Linked DNA regions of Homo sapiens: region 2 is linked to region 1. A link is a contact called in ENCODE Hi-C or POLR2A ChIA-PET data. All regions are on one chromosome and are shown on one strand. The core of a region is the stretch at or near the end of the contact, and the rest is flanking DNA. Distances in the headings are between cores, read along the strand shown. Region 1 overlaps LTBP1 (latent transforming growth factor beta binding protein 1). Region 2 overlaps LTBP1 (latent transforming growth factor beta binding protein 1).

Region 1 (2,700 bases), core at 182-2,681:
AAATTGTGTTAAGTTGTCTGGGAGAGGGTTGAGCACAATACATGACTGTTGATTCCTCTCTGTGTACTTGTTAGGTATCCCTGGTACCCTGAGATGATGGCCCCACTCAAAGCCAGACTTCCGAGAGCCTGGACTGGGGAGAAAGATGCCCCTGGCTCTGTGCACTGATGCCTCCCTCCCCGCCCCACTCCATTCATACCCACACCCTCTCCCTCTAGTCTGCACCTCTTCCTCCTGTGCATGGGAATATCTAGTCCCTCAGTTCCCAAATTTCTGCAGATGAAGCACCCATTCTTGTCATTCCCACTTATGATCCATTTTGATCTAGAAGGTAGTGTTGTCTCCTAGGAGGGCAACAAGCAAGTCTGAGCTGCCTGCCCCAGAGTTTTTGCTGTTTGCTAAGGCATCTCTGGGGTGAACAGAGGGCAGGTCAATGTTACCTGCTGACCTTGAAACCCTTGGTGTGTGTGCAGCACAGCCTGGAAGTTGTCAGTCAAGATTATTCTCAAGCCTCATAGACTCAGGTTCCTAGTACAGACATCTGCATCCAGACCAGTTATCTGCTCACAAAACAAAGTTGAAGAGAACAAGAATGAACATCATGCAGTTTTGATTTTTGCCTCTTCATTCTCCCTTTCCCCCATTTTCATCCACAAATGCTTACTGTCTTCACCATTTTGTGCAATATTAATTTCTCTGGGTTATTTATAGGGAGTGGGTGGGCACAGTGCTTATGACTTAGAATGGAAGACGGTATTCCCCGAAGAGCTCTCAACAGCTCACAGTCTGAGGGAGACCCTGTGGGTACTTGGTCTGTTGATCCTGTTGAAAAGTGAGCATAGCATGTGGGAAAGTGACTCATGGATGTGACTTCACCATTGCCCTCCTTTTAAACTTCTTACAGTGAAAGCATAACCCAGTTCTGACAAAGGTTTTCAGCCAGGGCTGGGCCTGCCTTTGACTCAGCGATGTGTCACATTCTCTCTGCCGGAAACTCTCATTCTTAACACCAGTCATCATGGTCCTGGCAACACACTTTTTGGAGAGGTGTTGGTATTTGGTGGATTTATTTTCTTTTCCAGCTGCCCACAAAAAAACAAACTCAGAAATATCTATTTGTTTTTCCTTTGAAAAGTTTGTTGGAATAGTGTGTCATTTCTCCATCTGGAGCCGTTGTTGCTTTGCCAAGGATAGTTTGCTTAGGGCCATGGCAAGGTGACGGTGGCCCTAAGTGAAGGGTAAAATAACTGGGGCGGCATGCCCGTCTGGGATGGCGAAACCTCTGAGCTGCTGTCAGGCGGTGGGTGGCTAGCCATGGCTGGTGGCCACAGGCCATCACTTCAACTGTGGCTGGGATTTGCTTAAAGAAGTCCTTTAAGTTTCTTAAGTAATGTCTGCCCAGTCACTCACCTAAGCGGATACCTCTTTACTGTTCGGTGATTTTGTGCCAAGAGAATGCCTAGACTTGCCAGCCCACATTGGAAACTTCCCAGAAGCCCAAGGGCCACACCTAATTTACAAGAACTGGAACCCCTATTCCATTCTTTGCTGCTTACAGCTTATGGGAGAGGCATGTTCTAACGGGCTTCTTTCCTTCTAATTTGTAGATCCTGTGCAGGCAGCTCCTTGAAGGCAGGGCTGTGCCTTTCTTGTATGTTTTCTTAGAGTGTTGAGCTCAGAGGAGACCCCAGTAGAGAAGGCACTGTGGCGTGGGGGAGTAACACCTGTTTAGTAGTCAGGGGAATAGGGTCAAAACTCCACGTTGGCCACGGGCTATGAGATCTTGGCCCAGTCAGTTCATTTCTCTGGGCATTTCCTCATCATCCAATTGCTGGGCTGAGTGATTCTCTAAAGCAGTGGTTCTCACCCTTGCTAGATGTATGAGAAACACCTGTGGACTTTTTATTCTTTAATCATACATGATCTGGCCACAGCCACTCATAGTGGGTTCAGCAAGTCTGGGTGGAGCTTGCAGAGTAAAGATTTTTCCAGAGTTCTTTATGGCCAGGGTTGAGGGCCACTATGTGCAGTCCCTGACTAGATAAGCAATGGGAACAAAGAGTGAGTCGTTCAGGCCACTTCCAAGCTTACTCACGTGGCTTTGGGTAGGTCTTGGTTCCTCATGGCTTTTGGCGGAAGGCCTCATTCATACCTCACTACCTGGGCCTCTCCATAGGACAGCTAGCTTGCCTTCCTCACAGTGAATGAGAATGTGGACAAAGTAGAAGCTACAGTCTTTTTGTAAACGCAATCTCAGAAGTGATGTCCCATCATGTTTGTCATATTTTATTCATTAGAAATGAGTCCCTTGATCTGCCTTATACTCTAGGGGAGAGGATTCTGCAAGAATCTGGACTACCAGGCAGTGGGATCATTGGGTGCCATCTTAGAGGCTGCCTTGCACAGCATCTAGGAGGTGGCTGCAGAATGGATTTTGGAGCAGGAACAGGGGGAAGGGAAGCAGGGAATCAGAAGGGTGTGGTCCACAAGCTAATGGAAGGAGGATAGAATTCAAGTATAGGCTAGGTTATGATGTCGTAACAAGTCATAATCTGAGGGGCTTGAAATAACAAAGATTTATTTCTTCCTCATGCAGATAGTAGTTACAGGCTGTTTTGGGCTTTGTGCCATATCATCACACGTGGGACATGTTCATCACGGGTCGTCTGGGGATTCTTCTTTATGTCATTTTCACTGTGG
Region 2 (2,700 bases), core at 115-2,614, 220 kb after region 1:
CCCTATGCTGCCACCTTGACAACCAAGCCTCAACATGAGTTTTAGCAGGGACAAACCATTTTCAAAGCATAGCACTTCTTATGGCATTGATGGGAGATCTTCCCAAGGGTTGGAAGCTAGAACTGTGGGGGCCAAGCCTTCTGCTATCATTACCACCCAGGGCCCCACAAGTTTGTGTCCTTGACTAAACTGAAGAACACTGAAAGTCATGGAAGGTTTTTAAAGTAGAGGAGCCAACACCATTTATCAGATTTGTATTTTAGAAAAAAGTTTATTCTGTCTGCAAGCTGGATAATGGATTAGAGAAGCCAAGTCTTAGACAAACAAATTAAAAGACTGTGGCAGTAACTCGGGTGAGAAAGAATGAAAGTAGGTGATTTGAGAGATATTTGAAGGGCAGATTGGTATGCCTGGGCAATAACAATGTGAGGAAAGAGGGAGAGTAAAAATAAGGACTCAGGTTTCTGACTTGGGCATTTGAGTAGATAATGGTACTAGATATTGGTGTGAAAAATAACATAAAGAAAAGACAGAGGAGGGGTCAGTTTTGGCCATAAAGACTCAGAGGTACCTGGGGGACATCAAGGAGATGTCCAGTAGACTTACCAGCTGGATGCATGCTTCTACAGTTTAGGAGAGAAATCTGGGCCAACGATATAATGCTGAATTAATTTTACACCATTTGCATCCACCAAGTGTTTTTACGTGTGGTTCCTCTCTGGAGACCTTCCTTCTTTGTAGAGATTCTTTAGTGATATTTTACTGTCTTGCTATTTTCTCAGGAGCATAGTCTCATTAAGGCAATGTACTTTCAGTTCAAACTGTTCTATCTACGGTGATTGGCTTGACAGAATTCTGGTTCCATGCAATTATGTCTATAATAAGTAAAGAAAGAATAAACACATCAGGCTACCCTAGATATTTCAAGGCATTCTGCTTCATCATTAATCATGAGTAGCCTAGAAAAATAGAAGTTTTATAAGTATCTCCTAAATGGTAATCTGCAGTGTCTGTTAATTTACTTTACCTAGAGAAAGTATGGTCTTAGAAATTGATTTTGCTGTTATATTCTACAGCCTTATAAATCACTTTCCCTGGTGCATGAATAATTAAAGAGAGCAATCCATACATTTCTGAGCTTGTTAACATTTTTGAAACAAAACCAGATACTAAACATGACATTTTCCTGTTGCTGTCTGGAATTTCTATGCCTGGTGTCTAGGCTCATTCCCATTATTTACTTTGGCTCCAATGCTTGGCTTCTTCTTTCAAGTTGTTTGCCTTCAGTGTTTACAGAAGTGGATTCCCACAACCAAGGAAAGGGTGGTTAATGAGTCAGTCTGGAAGTGCTATTTTTGTTATCGTGGACTAGAGTCAGCTCACCATAATTAGTGATATTTTGTGAAAGCAACGCAGAGCACCTAGGCAGTGCCATTTCCTTGGCTCTTCTCAGTATGTGCAGGGAACACACCCGTGTGCACACTCACAGATACGTGTTTGCCACATTTTAGTACAACTCCGTTTCTGCATTCCACTGTAAGAAAGAATACAGTCTTAATACAGTGCAAATGCATGCAATCTAGACTCTGGGTTTGTATTGTCAGTGTGCTTGTGACTGCCTTAAGAGGGTAGAAAGCTTTGCTGCTTTCGTGGTGTAGTGAGCATTGAAAAGTGAAACAGATGCTGTCACGTGTCTTTTCCTCCTTGTTTGCCTGGCTTAGGCTTAAGATGCTTTGATTATGTTATAGACCCCTATAAGATTAAGCCTAATTGTGTTATTGTATGTGTAGTTTTAGCATTTTGTGATTTAAGTTTTTCCTCTTTAAGTTCTTGCTTATTGATACCTCACTAGTGTCTGTCACTGTGACATACGGTGGACCTACCCAGGGCCATTCAAATGGAGCACAGAACTTACATGTTTATTTATTTTTGAAAAATAGTAATATGTAGTAGGGACTTAATATTTTTTAATGAAGTAGATTTTAGATGATTATTTTCAATATAAATGCTGTGTTAGCAAATAATAAAAACAAACATCAATTCATACATTCTCTCTTTCTTTAACTGTTTCTATCACTAGATTTAACTTTGCCTGTGACAGAAACTTACAGTCAGGTTAAAAGGATAGGCTTGGGTTCACATCTCAGAACCACCATTTTCTATGTGGCGTTGGGCTGGTTATTGAACTTCTCTAAGCTTCAGTTCCTTCCTCCATAAAATGGTTGGCCCATAAGGATTTTGTTCGGATTAAATGAGATGATGTATGTAAAGCTTTTAATGCCCACATGTAGCAAGTGCTTGATAAAGATTAGGTGCTATTATTATTATCTACCTCTTCAGCGTGTGCCCTACCTTCAAACTGCCCAGTAGGCTTGTGTTTGTCCCTTAGATTACTTGGTTTTTATCATATGGATTCACTGCCATTTTAGAGCTTTTTATTGGACTCTTTTTCACCTTTCTGTTAAAACTTCTCTGTGATTTCTCTGGGTCATGAGTCATATCTTTTGCTTTTGTGAACTCTCCCATCCTATTGAATTCATCAATTTCCAAAATAGACCTCAACCCATCTTTGGTTCTTTGGAAAATGCTTTCTTGTAGAGATGTTGCACTAAATCTCCCGTCTCTTCCTTCCTCCCCCCTACAACAAGCCATCTTTACTTCTTGAATTTATTCACAGAGCATATTTGGTTCCGAGTTACT

Evidence for each region. A loop is a pair of places that touch in the nucleus more often than their neighbours do. ChIA-PET counts read pairs that join two places held with the same protein, here RNA polymerase II (POLR2A). Pooled maps may share reads with other maps.
Region 2: a map of endothelial cell of umbilical vein shows a loop between it and region 1 (13-fold over the local background). The contact joins two enhancer-like sites. A Hi-C loop is called at or near these places in 2 of 168 maps with a recorded cell type or tissue (ascending aorta and endothelial cell of umbilical vein) and 3 of 50 pooled maps. POLR2A ChIA-PET finds 5 or more read pairs at or near these places in 1 of 52 experiments (MCF 10A).

The regions. Positions count from the first base shown.
Region 1 is chr2:33,069,105-33,071,804 of GRCh38, forward strand. The region is part of intron 3 of LTBP1 (latent transforming growth factor beta binding protein 1); the gene reads left to right. Among named protein-coding and RNA genes, the nearest start is that of LTBP1, 120 kb to the left of the region's middle. RefSeq lists an enhancer at 536-1,735 and a silencer at 678-972. Within about 2 kb of position 1,432, at least 14 of the 41 ENCODE cell types and tissues checked have a DNase peak (open chromatin) inside an H3K27ac peak, as active enhancers do; they include ascending aorta and endothelial cell of umbilical vein, where a contact is called at or near this core.
Region 2 is chr2:33,290,252-33,292,951 of GRCh38, forward strand. All of the region lies in intron 19 of LTBP1 (latent transforming growth factor beta binding protein 1), which reads left to right. Among named protein-coding and RNA genes, the nearest start is that of MIR4430, 130 kb to the right of the region's middle. Within about 2 kb of position 1,365, at least 4 of the 41 ENCODE cell types and tissues checked have a DNase peak (open chromatin) inside an H3K27ac peak, as active enhancers do; they include ascending aorta and endothelial cell of umbilical vein, where a contact is called at or near this core.